Regions from separate parts of the Mus musculus genome. Here region 1 is linked to region 2. The links are chromatin contacts, found by POLR2A ChIA-PET in ENCODE. All regions are on one chromosome and are shown on one strand. The core of a region is the stretch at or near the end of the contact, and the rest is flanking DNA. Distances in the headings are between cores, read along the strand shown.

Region 1 (7,398 bases), core at 170-2,669, 58 kb after region 2:
AGGAGGTCGGTTCCGGGCATCTTCCTCTGCAGCCGGCTCCCTCCCCGGGGCTGCCCTGCCTCTGCGTCTGCAAAGGGGAAACGCAGCTGTTTACTCGGCAGCCCGGCCGGCGCTGCCCCTCCGCGGGATCCCCCTGCCGGCTTTGGCAGCGCTCCAGCCGACCCCGGCACCCCGGAGCAGTGGAGCCCGCGGCGTGCACGCGGGGACACGCCCCTTCCCCGGGCCCACGGCAGCGCCGCCGCCTCTCGGCACAGCGGGACCCGGGACTCCTCCAGCCCGGCCTGCCTTTCCCCCGCGCCCCTGTAGCCTGGCGCCACTACTCAGCCCCGGCCACAGACTCGAGCCTGGGTCTCTCCGACGCCCCACAGCAGTCGGGAACCCACACCCCGCAGCTCGGCTCCCCATCAGCCCGGACCCAGCCCCCTCAGACCAGGCCCGGCTCCCCTCAGCCCGCCCCCTCTTAGCCTGACTCCCTTAAGCCCAGGACCCTCTCAGCCTGGGCCCTGCTCCCCTCAGCCTGGGCCCCGCTCCCCTCAGCCCCGACCCCGCAGCCCCGACCCTGCTCCCCTCAGTCTGGGGCCCGCACCCCTCAGTTTGCTCCTTCTCAGCCCGGCTCCCCCTCAGCCCAGGCGCTGCTCCCCTCAGTCTGGGCCCCGCTTCCCTCATCCCACCTCTCCCTGTGCCACGGACCTGCACCCCTCAGCTCAGCTTCCTCTCAGCCCACTCCCTTTCAGCCTGAGCCCTGCTTCCCTCAGCCCGGGCACCGCTTCCCTCAGCCCGGCTCTCCCTCAGCCCGGCTCCCTCTCAGCTCGGGCCCCGCTCCCCTCAGCCCAGGACCCTCTCAGCCTGAACCCTTGCTCCCCTCAGCCCGGTCCCTGCTCCCCCTCAGCCCGGGCCCCGCTCCCCTCAGCCCAGCTCTCCCTCAGCCCGGCTCCCTCTCAGCTCGGGCCCCGCTTTCCTCAGCCGCGCTCCCCTCAGCCCAGCTCTCCCTCAGCCCGGCTCCCTCTCAGCTCGGGCCCTGCTTTCCTCAGCCGCGCTCCCCTCAGCCCAGCTCTCCATGAACCACAGACCTGCCTCCCTCAGCGCAGCTCCCCACAGCCCGGTTCCCTCCGCGCAGCTCCCCACAACCCAATTCCCTCTCGGCTCCCCAACCACAGCTCGGCCTCCCTCCTCTCCCCTCAGCCCGGGCCCGGATCCCTCCAGCTCCTCTCGGCTCCCCACTGCTCCCGCCGGGTCCAGCCCGCCGCGGCAGCTCCACCTCCTCAGGCTGTGGACCCGGCTCCTTCTTTCCCCGCAGAGGCTCCGCTGGCCGCCGCCCACCTCACGCGCCTCGGTTCTGCGAGCGACTCACTCGCTGGCCACGGGACCCGGGTTCCCCCTTCCGCCGCCGCCGCAGAGATTGGAGGTGCGCCGCCCCCGGCCCCGCCCCTCCCGGAAATGGCCTTGGGGTACCCGCCCGCCTCCAGGAGCCCGGGCCGTGCGCGCCCTTGCCGCTGTCGGGCGCGCGCACGTCCGACGCCGCGCTGGGCTCGGCTCGCCCCGCAGCCCTCCGCCCGCCTACTGCTGGGTCCGGGCTGTGGTGTCGGGGGAACTCAGGCGAGAGTTTGTGGCCAGGGCTAAGTAATGGCGCCAGGGTTGAGAGGCTCGGCGCCAAGGTTCGGGGCGCCCAGAGCCGTGTGGGCGTGCGCGCCGCCTGCTGGCCGGGTAGGGACTGTGTCTAAGCCAGATAGGGTGTCTAGGGGTCTCACCTTTCGCCAGCAGCTGGCCCTGTGAGTTTACAACTTCTTCAGGCTACTCTTTGTGTTTGTCTTTTGTTGCTATTGTTGTTTGTTGTTGTTTTGTGATGCAGGCTTTTTATACTAAGTTGCCGAGACTGGCTTTGAGGTCTTTCTGTAGGGCAGTCAAAGGCTTTGATCTAGGTTTTCTCCCGCCTCATCACAGCCTTCCAAAAATCTAAGGTGACATCTCTCTTAACAATTCTTTGTTTTGATCCAAGTTCTGACTTAGGTCATGCTGGCCCCAAACTGGTCCTGTATCTTAGGATAACTTTGAACTCACAATCTTCCTGCCAGCCACTACACTCAACAGTTTAGGGGCTGGTTAGTGTTTGAGACAGGGTCTCACTCTGTCGTGTAAGCTATAAACTGGCCTTGAACTTGAATCAATCTTCCTGCTTTAGGCTCCCAAGTACTGAAATTATACCCATAAAAAGCTGGTTATGTGAAGTGATTGGGGAGGGAGGGCTCAGTGAGGCTGGGTCCCAGCACCCACTTAAGATGGCTCCCAAACACCACTCCCGGTCCATGGACTCTGACATTGTCTTCTGGCCTCTGAGGCCATAAACACACACACACACACACACACGCTTACACATAAATAAAAATAAATGCTTGAAATAATTAACTTGAACCTGGTGTGGTGGTTTGTTCCTGTAATTCCTGAGGCAATTTTGAAGCCAACCGGGGCTTCAAAATAAGACCCTATTCCCCACCCCAACCCTTGCATTCTGGACACAATTGGTCACTTCCAGCCAGTGTCTGCAGACAAGACTAATCTGAGCAACCACCTAACCTGGGTCTTTAAAGGAAGAGCTTTGAGATTTTACTGTTTTAGGGTTTCTATTGCTGTGATGAAACACCATGACCAAAGAAATATGGGGAAGAAAGGGTTTATTTGGCTTACACGTCCAGAGCACTGTTCATCAACAAAAGAAGTCAGGACAGGAGCTCAAACAGGGCAAAACCTGAAGGCAGGAGCTGATGCAGAGGCCATGAAGGAGTGCTGCTTACTGCCCTGCTCCTCATGGCTGGCTTGCTTATAGAACCCAGGACCACCAACCCAGGGATAGCACCACCCACAGTGGGCTGCGACCTCCCCCATCAATCCCTAATTAAGAAAATGCCCTACAGGTTTGCCTATAGCCTGAATCTCATAGAGGCATTTTCTTAATCAATATTCCCTCCTCTGAGATGACTTTAACTTGTGTTATGTTCACTGAGTGAGCAAGGGGTTGGCCCTTGGTCTCTTTTCTGTGTTGGAAACTTGATTTTCCCATCAAGGTTAAAGATGTCTGAATGAAAAAAGCATGTCAACTTGGTTAATGGAAATAATACCACCCCAGCCTTCACTTCCCCAAAAGAAATAAACAGAGGGCAAATGGTATAAATACTGGGCAGAAATGTTTTTTTCAGAAGCAAAGCTGGCAAGCACTACAATTCAAGTGGAAGGACCCCCAAGGTCACAAAGGTCACCCTTCACACTAGGTTGGGGGAAAAAAAAACCCCGAATTGACCTTTCAAATAGGAATGACTACACTGAAGTGCTGGAGCAGGTGACAGCACAGTGACAGCAGTGACAGCCAACTTTGCCCCCTTGTGAATGCTGATACTCAAATGAGGGTGTGGTTAGCAATGGCATTCTTATCTCCACCTAGTGTGTCCGAGATGGGACATTTTACCTCCTCTGCATCCCGTGACAGCACCCAGTCTCCCTCTCACAGCAGTTAAGACCCTAAAGAGATCTGGCAGGTTGTTGGGCCTTCATCACCCTTATACAACCAAAAGCCCCAGGTACCTCTCTCCTCCATCCAGATCCCCTGAAATAACCCCTGGTTGACACACGCCCTTCCAATGCCTGCTCTTAAGAGTTACATAAGTTCCCTCTTTTAGGACTTCTTCAGATCAGAGGTACTGTCTCCAGCCCTCTCCTTAGCTGCCAGATGCATGTAGAATTATTTAATACTTAAGAATACCCCCGGGGGCTGGTGAGATGGCTCAGTGGGTAAGAGCACCCGACTGCTCTTCCGAAGGTCCAGAGTTCAAATCCCAGCAACCACATGGTGGCTCACAACCATCTGTAACGAGATCTGACTCCTTCTGGAGTGTCTGAAGACAGCTACAGTGTACTTACATATAATAAAAAAAAAAAAAAAAAAGAATATCCCACCCCACCCCCGTGCGTGTACATATGTGTGGCCGGGCAAACCATGCACGAGTCAGAAGCTTACAGATGATGTGTGGATAATCAGGACCCAGTGATCACCTGTTTGAGCCCCCTACCCAACGCCAACACTGGTGAGCATGGCTATATGGGGCTTTTTGCATGGTGCTGGGGATTCGAACTGAAGTCCTCTTACATGCACATGCTAAGCAATCTCCCTAGCTCCTCATCCTTGAATCTAGAATTCACACACCCAGGTGACTCGGGAACAATATCTGACCCCCTATATGCATCTGATCCTTCCCAGAAATATGAACTAGGTCAACTGTTTTGGCTGATCTTTTCTTTGGCAAAAACTATACTATGGTAAGCGTCCCTATTGTACATGCTCATTTTGTGTCCTGGCTTGTCCATGTCCCTTGACTCTCAATCCCTCCTTTGCAACTGACAAATAAGGGCACAGAGACCAGAGAAGATGACATCTTCCAAACACACAGAAGTGGAGCTTAGCCTGGAAAGCCAAGGCTTCCGACTTCAAAGGAACGTTGGGGGGGCGGGGGCGACTTGTTTATTAGTGACAGAGTGGGAGCCTTCAGCTATTTGTCTGATAGATTCTAGAGAGCACAGAACAAAGGCTGGAGAGAGCTACACTTGGCACGTCTCAGCAGAGTGGAGACTATAAAACAGGTCTAAGCCTGCAGGCTTGATCGAGGAATTCCTGACTGGTGCTTTTGCATTCTCTCTCTCTCTCTCTCTCTCTCTCTCTCTCTCTCTCTCTCTGTGTGTGTGTGTGTGTGTGTGTGTGTGAGAGAGAGAGAGAGAGAGAGAGAGAGAGAGAGAGAGAGAGAGAGAGAGAATCAGAAAGGGTGGGGTGAGGGTAGGGGCAAAGAGTAACAGAAACCTAAAGCTTTGGGGCCCTCCTCCCAAGCTCAGCTGGCTGGTGAGAGAGATATAGGCTGCCTAAAACCACCTTGAGAGACTTGTCATTTCCCAAGAACAGCATTGGCATCACCTGGGAACTTGTTAAATAAAAGTCAGGGAGTTTGAGCCCCAATCTAGGCCTGAATCGGTACCTACACTGTGCTTGTTACAGTGTAGGTACAAGATCTGAGAACACACACACATTGTTACAGTGTGGACACAAGATCTGAAAACACACACACATGGTTTGCAGAGAATGCTTGTGTTCTTATTATGGTACATTTGTTTACAATATATATGTATATATGATTTACTTTATTTATATGAATACACTGTAGCTGTCTTCAGACACACCAGAAGGTGGCATCAGATCCCATTACAGATGGTTGTGAGCCACCACGTGGTTGCTGGGAAGTGAATTCAGGACCTCTGGAAGAGCAATCAGTGCTCTTAACTGCTGAGCTATCTCTCCAGGCCCCGTTTGTAATTTTTTAGGAAGTTTAATGAAAAACTGCATGGGTCATGTGTGCTGAAGGGAGAACTTATGTCCCCAAGCTGTCCCTTTGATACCCTTGGTGCCTCCTAAGATAACAAGAGACTGAGAGGGACCAAATGTGGGTGGGAACTAGGGAGGAGCTGGACATCTCTCTGATGCAGAGTTTGAGGGAAGGAAAGAAGCCACTCTGGGACACACACACAACGCCATGTAGTGTGTTCAGTTTACGCAGGGAATATTTCACTGCAGTGCCTGTGCCTACCAACTGAGGAAAATATTCACACCAGTGCATCTGGTTCTGCTTAAAATGATAGCCACCACGACCTAGTAAGTGATATCTCCTCCTCCATGTGCAGGCACATTTCCCCCATTCCCACCTCTTTTTTTTTTTTTTTTTTTTTTTTTTTTTTTTGATAGGGTGCTGCGAGAATTTTGGTTTCTTAAAAACTCAGTTATGTTATGTGAATGTGTTTTTGTTCTAATCCCAGGTGTGAGATAAGAGGCTGCTTCACAGCAGGTGATTGTGATTTGCCTTGTGCTCTAGGAGGGACTTGACCTTTGTCAACAGCAGATAGCTTAATTCTGGGGACACTGGAGAGGGTATAATAAATGGGAGAGCCCCAAGAAGGCCTTGGTGGCTGCTGCTGCTGCTCTCTGCCCTTGCAGTTGTCAAATGGTCATGAGCCAAAAAAGAGAGAAGAAGAAATTGGATATCCTGACTGCAAAGATATAACTTGCCCCAAGGAACCCAACACCCCTAATCAGTAGGAAGTAGTCAAAGATGTCTACATCCCCTTTTTCCTCTCACCTTCTTTCTCTCCTACCTAATGTTGGGGTGGGAGTGGGGGATTGGAGAGAAATCAGAGTGGAATAAAGGTTGGAAGGGTGATGGACATAAGAAGCCAGAACAGTAGTGCTAAAAAAAAAAACCACCCCAACAGGTCTTGCTATGTAGTCCTGGCTGGTCTGGAACCTGCTATGTAGTAACCAAGCTGGCCTTGAATTCACCTCCTAAGTGCTAGGATTAAAGGCAAACATCACCTTCTACTCCTTGCTCAGATTGGGCTCTCTCTCTCTCTCTCTCTCTCTCTCTCTCTCTCTCTCTCTTTCTGTGTGTGTGTGTGTGTGTGTGTGTGTGTGTGTGTGTGTGTGTGTGTGTGTGTGTGTGCAAGGTTGTGGGGAGATCTGAGATTTGTGGCTTCTGAGACCCTGCTAGAAAGGAATGTGGAAAAGTAAAGATAAGCTGATGGTAGGCAGATGAACAGGAGAGAAACCACACGGTTATAATATGGGATTCCAAAAAGGAGCCCCACAGATATGAGCCTTGAAGAAATCAGGAAAGTAACCTGCAGAATCCAACAAATAATTCATAAGCAGCTATCACATACCTTTAATACCAGCCCTGGGGAGGCAGAGGCAAAAAGAGCTCTGAGTTCAAGGCCAGCCTAGTCTACAGAATGAGTTCCAGGACAGCCAGAAATACATAGAGAAATTATCACATACACACCCACAAAGAAGGCCATAAGGCCAGTGGACCCAGATAGGGCCCAGAAATGAACATGGAGTTCTAGGAGCAGGCTGGGTTCAACCTTACTGGCCACCTACTAAGAGATTATCCAAAGGCTTGGCAGATGGGCACAGTGGAGAGGCGGGTAAAAGGGAGGTGGCCACAGAACAAAGCAAGTGCCTGCTCATTGCTATGTGACAAGAAGCGAAGAGGAACAGTGAGTGGCTGCATGCCCTTGGCTTGCGTGGCCCCTTGTTCTGCCCAGTATTCATCCCCAAAGACAACAGTGACCAAACCTTCACAAAACTGAGATTTAACTTTTCAAGGAAGCCCCACTCTTCCCAAAGACGCCTACTGTAAACAACAGTAACAAGAAACCATCAAAAAACATTAACTTGATTAAAAAGCTAAACAAATAGAAACTTCCTTTGGCAGAAGGAAACCAGTGAGGAGCTACAAGAAAAAAACTTTGAAGAGAGACAGAGAGAGAGCCAAAACATGTGCATGCACGTGTGTGTGTATGTGTGTTGTATAT
Region 2 (7,103 bases), core at 28-2,527:
GGGGAGCCCTGGAAGAGAGAGGCTATCTGGTGGCACAGGGAGAGGTGTTCCTAATCCTGCTGATGGATTCCTAAGAGAAGCACATGTCCCTCCATGTCACTGAAGTTATTAGGGTCAGAGCCTGGACCCTGGCAGTCCTAACAAGCAGGGCTCACCCACTACTCTCTATATGCCAACGAAAGAGACAAGTCACAGCAGAGGTGCTGTGGAGAGGGCTCAGAGCGCTTACTGCTCTCGCAGAGAATCTGAATTTGGCTCCAGTACCCATATGAGGCAGCTCACAACAACACCTAAGTGCAATTCCAGGGGATGCAATGTTCCCTTTTGGCCTCCATGGCATCTACATGCATACAGCACACAGTACACATAAATCCATGCACCCACACAAATGCGCACGCGCACACACACACACACACACACACACACACACACACACAAATAAATCTTAAAAATTAAAACAGTGATTAAAACAGCAAGCAAGGTGATTTACTCAATACAGCTTTACTGGGAAGAGAAATGAAGGGGTCCATGAGCCTCCAAGTCTGTCCACTGGGACCTAATCTACGGCTCAAGGTTAAACAGCGGGCAAGAGGAATACCTTACTAAACAAGGTGGCCTGGCAAATTGCCAGAATGGTGTGAAATCTTTCCAGTAGACAAGTTTCTTCTCTGGCTGGCACCAGACCTTAGTTTTTCCTTTTCATACCATGCCTTTCCTGGAAGAAATTCTGATTTCTTGGGTTCCATTGTTTCAATAGCCTGATAGCCCAAAGGAGGGATACGTTGAGTCCCTTTAGAATATCTTCTATTGGGCTGGAGAGATGGCTCAGTGGTTAAGAGCACTGGCTGCTCTTCCAGTGGTCTTGAGTTCAATTCCCAGTAACTACATGGTGGTTCACAACCATCTGTAATAGGATCTGATGCCCTCTTTTGGTGTGTCTGAAGACAGCTACAGTGTACTTATATATAATAAATAAATCTTTTTTAAAAAAGTCTTCTGTTCTGTTAAGATGGTTAAAACTGTGCACTTTATATATGTGCAGTCCAGTGTATGTGACATTTATCTGGGTGGCTTTTGTTGTCGTTGTTACTGTAACAATAGGTCAGGCAGTCTGGTGCCCAGAGTCCTCTGGCAGAGAGGGAGCAGAGGTACTGAGATGTCAAAGCTTTTGCCCTGGAGCCCATCACGCAGCCATGCTCACAGAGCACAGGGCATGGAAAGCATTGCAAGGGCGTGGAGCAAGGAGGACCCATGTTAATTATTACCCGCGGCCACCGGATCTCTGCCCCGCCCCCGCGGTGGCCTGCTGCTTGCCCGCTGCTCTCTCCCTCGCTGCCGCCACCTGCTTCCCGCACTGGACATGGTAAGCGCAGGAAGTCTGGTGGACCCTGAGAGGAGACCAGGAAGTGGGGGGCGGGGGGTGGTGTGGAGAGACGACTAGGGCTCCGATGCTGGGGGCGCGGGCCACGCTGAGCCTCCTGCAGCGCCATCCAGCCGGGCTAGAGTCGCCTGGCCTCCCTTGGGGGCGGTGGCGGTGGGCCTGGAAACCTAGCCTGTCCCAACTCCCAGGCCTAGTCTGCTGGCGGGGTGTGGCAGCAAGGCAAGTCTCCGTGGCGCTGCCTGGCCCTACAGGCTTGCCAGATTGGGGTGGGGGTGGGGGTGGTGTTCAGTTCTCTCTGCACCCAGTGCTGTCCCTGGCCTTAAGCCCCGCCCTAACACCTAGATAGGGTGCTGTGTCCCACCTTGGCGTGGTGGTGGGTCAGGATCTTAGGTAGGTCCCTAGGAAAGGAGCCCCTAGACCTCCCTGCAACCCTTACCAAATAGCGTGGTTCGGGTTCTCTGTACTCGATCAGGGATAGGAGGGTGTTTTGGCAGCTGAGGCCTGGGAAGAGTCATTGGGCCCAAAGACACCACAGGCTTGGATAATCAGTAATCGCTCAGCCCACACTAACAAGCTGACAGAGCTTCCCTAAGCAAATAAGGCCCTTACCCCTCTGACCTGAGTTCAGAGCATTGTCAGCCTGAAAGTTGGTTCTGGAAAATTCTAAAGAGTGGAGCCCTGTTGATACCTGGCTGCCTGGTTACAAGTGTCCCGCTTATCACCCACTGAAGGGTCAATGCTGGAAGTCCCCCACCCCCTTCATTAACCACAGAGCAGATCTCTGCACTGAGCTGGAGCCCCTTGTTTCTGAGAGCACACACACACTGGTGTTGGTTCTGTAGGCCCCACTGCTGGCCTGAGAACTGTCACAGATGTTCTTGTTCTAGGAAGTGTTGGTTTTTTGTTTTTTTTTTTTTTTTTAATGAAGCTGACTTTCACTTGATAACCTTGCTACTGAAGTATTTCCACTGGCATCTCTTGGTCTAAGGAGTGGGTCTCATCCCTTCACTCATGAAGCCAAAGGGCCATTTCGATACCCACCCCAGGGTATGGAAACGATGGGTGGCTTGCAGGACACAGTTCACCTTCCTCCTGCTCCCCAAGCCAAATTTGAGTCCTTGTCAGTTGAACACTGTATCCCTGGGTGATTCTCTTTCACAATCCTAGCTTGTTAGACTCAGGGCCCCACGTTCCTCTAGAGGACAGAACAGACACTAACTTCTGTTTTCCAGGGGTCCACTCAGGACCTGACCTGGTATGTGCTGGGGGATCACACCGTGGGCACTTTGTATAACAGGGTAATGAGCATGCCAGGTGCCCTTGACAGACTACTTCCATTTTGAGTCTGGGCCCTGTGGTCCTAGGTTCCTAAGACAGCCACCCTGAGAGCCTCACCCTGACAGCTGTGGACTATACAGGGGCGAGGAGGAGGTGGCAGAGACTCATCTGGGAATGGGTTTGAATGGGTTTCTGCATCCCACCCCAGGGCTATAGCTCTAAGAGACCACACCTTGAGTCAGTTCATTCCTGACTGAGGATGACTGGCCGGAAGAGCAGAGCACTCACATCCCCTTTGTCTAGGCCTGTTTCTCCTCTAGAACACCTGAACATTGCAGAATGGGTGTGGGGATGGAGCATAGAGAGGGAATGCAGAAAAATGGGGATGCCAGGAAGAACATGTAATGTGTTCGAATTGGGCTGAATTTTGCTCTAACCACCTTGGGGACTCCATGGTGTGCTGTCTTGGAAAGATGAAGGCAGGCAAGCATCTGTGAGGCTCTGGGAGCAAGAGATGGGGGAACACTTCACCACAACACATTCTCTTTGGCATTCTCTATGAAAGCAGGTAAAAACCCCAAGATCTGGGCTGCAGATTCGGCCTAGTTTGTGAAGTGCTTTCAATGGGAGTTCTCCTTCCCAGAAACCACATTTAAAACACTGGCGTGATAGTGTGTGCTTGTAATGCTAGCACTGGGGAGGCATAGACAGATGGATCTCTGAGGCTCTGTGGCCAGCCAGCATAACCTACTTGGTGAGAGACCATGTCCAAAAAAAATCAAATGGGGTTGGAAATTTGTTCAGAGGTTGAGAACACTGGCTCCTATTCTAAAGGACCTGGACCTGACTCTCAACACTATCGTGGCAGTTCATGACTGCCTGTGGCTCCAGTTCTAAGGTATCCAACACTCTCTTCTGGCCTCTGCAGGGACCAGAGACATGGGTGGTGCACAGACTTCTGTGACGACGGCAAAACACTCATATACATAAAATTAAAAAATTAAATTAAAATAATGATAAATGATATCCAAACAATAACATCTGAGGTTGTCCTTTGGCTTCCACATGCACACATGCCCATACTTGAACCTACCCACACAAACACATATACCAAAACGAACAAAACACAAAAACACAAAACTAAAAAAATACAGGACCCAGAGTCTATCAGTAAACGGCCCAGACCCCACCTCCTGGCAGGGCTCTTCTCTGGAAACATAAAGGCCTGCTGCTTGCTATAAGGGGCACCTGAATCCACAGCAGCCAGCACTGAAGTCCTCCCAAAGGTCTGAGGCACACTCTTGACCTATAAATGGAATGCCCTGGGGCCTCTCTATCCTCCCTCTCCTAGGCCGGCAAGGCACACAGGCTGAGCGCCGAGGAGCGAGACCAGCTGCTGCCAAACCTGAGGGCTGTGGGGTGGAATGAAGTAGAAGGCCGAGATGCTATCTTCAAGCAGTTCCATTTTAAAGACTTCAACAGGGTATGTGGAGCAGGCCTGAGTGGGCTACACTCTGTGTGTTCATGTCATGTCCTGTTAGCCAAGGGGAAAGACATACTCAAGTGACCTGCAGAGAGGAGAAGGGACTTGAACCCTCCCTTCTGGAACTCAGAGTCATTGGAGGAGACAGTCTTGGTAGCAAGTATCTGCCCTTTTGAAGGCACTTTAATAAGCGGCAAAGAATTGGCAAATACTGACAGCCTGTGCTGTGTGGACCACACTAGGGATGCTAGACACTGGCACAGGCATCAGGACCAGGGACAGGATGTTATGGGGGTGGGGACTAGGGTGTGTTAGAGCTCTGGCATTCCCTGGAAAAAGCTAGGCTATCCCTACTGCTTCGAGGCCTTATTGGCCATGACCCATTGGCTCTTTCTTCTTTCTTATCAGGCTTTTGGCTTCATGACAAGAGTAGCCCTGCAGGCTGAAAAGCTGGACCACCATCCCGAGTGGTTTAACGTGTACAACAAGGTGAGTGGCGTTGTCCCCGGGTTGTGCCCTGCTCTGTACATCTCTTAGAACCCCAAGTCTCCCCAAAGGTTCACCCTTGGACTGTAGGTCCTTCCTCACCAATAAGTCGATGTTCACCTCTTCTGTCTCCAACCTAGAACCAACAGAGACTCTTCACAAAAACAGCCAGTCTCACTGGAGATAATAAATGCAAATTAAAACACTTTAAAATGCTGTTGTCAGCTATTAAGAAGGCAAGACTCAGGAAGGGAAGGATATGCCCTCTGTTAACAGCACTACTGGCTTTATTCTAGACGGAAGAACGAGAAAACAATAAAACTAAACTCAGATACCCATGCATGGTGGGCAGATCAGACTGTGATGAGCATGCTAACTGCTTGACTGTTTAGGAAAAAGTGAAGGATGTGTTTAGGAGCCCACCTTAAGTTCTGACTTTAACTTGGCTTAAAATTTTTTTTAAAGAATTATTTATTTTATGTATATGAGTATACGGAAACTGTCTTCAGACACTCTAGAAGAGGGCATCAGATCCCATTACAGATGGTTGTGAGCCACCATGTGGTTGCTGGGAAATGAACTCAGGACCTCTGGAAGAGCAGTCAGTGTTCTTAACCACTGAGCCATCTCTCCAGCCCCCTAAAAAAATTTTTTTTACATTTATTTAAATGTAAATATGGGCACATATAGGCTGTGCATGAGGGAGTCTGTTCTCTCCTTCTATCCTGGAGGTTGAATTCAGGTTGTCAAGTCTGTTGGTAAATGTCTTTTCTCACTGAACCAACTTGCTGGCCCCTGGCTTAAAGTTTTTGTTGTTGTTTTTTGTTTTGTTTTCTCTTGCTATCTGGATTTGAATTTTTTATCCTACTACTGAGATCATCACGATTTTTGGAAACTATGAACATGATGTGTAAGCAGCTTTGCACCTATCTCAGTGCAATTAGGAAAGCAATGACCAGCTACTGTCTTGGGCAATTCTAGTGTCCAGTTCCTTGTCACCAGAAGGAATTATAGTGACTGGCTAACTATCATGCAGTCCCTGGTAGAGCTGAGCCCATAGCTGGTGGCTCTCCAGCTCTTCCTGGGAGGGTACTACCCCTGAATTTCCAGTTTTCTCTTATTCAGGTCCATATCACCTTGAGCACCCATGAATGTGCCGGTCTTTCGGAACGGGATATAAACCTGGCCAGCTTCATCGAACAAGTCGCCGTGTCTATGACATAGATCTACCCTGACTCTTATTTGCTTGGGGGAAGGAGTGACTGGAGGAGGAACCTAGGAAGGGAACCAAGGAGGCTGGCCCTTGCTCCCTGACTCTTTCAGTGACCACCACCTCCCTATGCAGAAGGGATGTCAATGTCAACAGCAGGGACTGAGACCTTTCTCTGTGCCACTCTCCTCACTGGGGCTCTGCCATGTTACACTAATTTGAATAAGCTCTCCCTTTTTCTGTAGAGTTCCCAGCCTCAGTAATGTTCCAGGCTGCTTCTTGTTCCTTTTCTACCCTTTCTAGTTCATTTTCCAAGGTAGCTGTGATAAAGCATGACATAAAAGCCCAATTCAGATCCTACTAATAAAACAAGCTCCAATGTATTATGGAAACATGTGCTTTTACGCCTCCAATAAAACTATGTTATCGATGGGCTCAGCTTCTAGAACCTTCTTTTCCGCTGAACCAGAATCTATCCCGTTTGATTTTTAGGGGTCGGTTCTGTTTTTGTGGCTCTGGGGATCAGAACCACGGCTTTCTTTGCACACACTCGGCCAACTAAGGCACTGAGCCTGTCCTCAGTCAAATGCAACTGAATGGAAGCACTTATCCTGGGTAGGAAGCCAGGTAGGTCCACGGTACTGAGGGAATGGGAGAGGGCAAAGCACTCTACCTTCAGGTTCATTGTCGTGTAGGGCATTTAGACGGTTACTAGACAGGATGAGTCGCGAGCTAAGGGGATACAAAGAAGTGACTAGGGTAACAAGGAAGGATGCCAGTTAGGCCTCAGAGACCAGAACTGCTGCTGGGGCATCAGCCGGAGGGGAACGTATACACAGCATGTGAACCCACATCTAAAAAGGCAGATTGCCACCATTATTTTCCTCCTCCTCTCAAGGCTGATTCTGTAGGAATGAGCCTAGGTGAGCTCCATTCAATCAGTTGAAGGCGTATTATATAGAGCAAAAAGCCTGCCATTTCTCCTTCAGATGGAAGTCTGGACTCCTGTTTGAGTTGGGATATCAGTTCTTTCCTGACTTCATGGGTCTTGAGCTCTAGGCTGGAACTCCTCCTCCAGCTAGCCAACGTGACTTCCATTATCATTGGAACCAGTTCCTCACCCGAAGTCCCCTTCTGTGCATTCTGATCTTCCAATACACTCTCTAGTACACTGGGACCAAAACCATCTTAAGACCTCTGGTTCTGACAGCTACAATTCTCAGTCTTAGGAAAAGGACTTAGTAGGGCTTGCCTGCTGCTACTCT

What was found. ChIA-PET counts read pairs that join two places held with the same protein, here RNA polymerase II (POLR2A).
Region 1: POLR2A ChIA-PET joins it to region 2 with 26 read pairs in Patski. The contact joins the promoter of Sgpl1 here to the promoter of Pcbd1 in region 2. POLR2A ChIA-PET finds 5 or more read pairs at or near these places in 2 of 5 experiments (Patski and embryonic stem cell).

The regions. Positions count from the first base shown.
Region 1 is chr10:61,146,265-61,153,662 of GRCm38, forward strand. It overlaps Sgpl1 (sphingosine phosphate lyase 1), which reads right to left and starts at 1,420. Exons shown (of 15, transcript NM_009163.4): 1 at 1,259-1,420; 2 at 1-67. The coding sequence starts at 20.
Region 2 is chr10:61,088,054-61,095,156 of GRCm38, forward strand. It overlaps Pcbd1 (pterin 4 alpha carbinolamine dehydratase/dimerization cofactor of hepatocyte nuclear factor 1 alpha (TCF1) 1), which reads left to right and starts at 1,278. Exons shown (of 4, transcript NM_025273.4): 1 at 1,278-1,363; 2 at 4,011-4,142; 3 at 4,551-4,631; 4 at 5,754-6,276. The coding sequence starts at 1,361. The coding sequence ends at 5,852.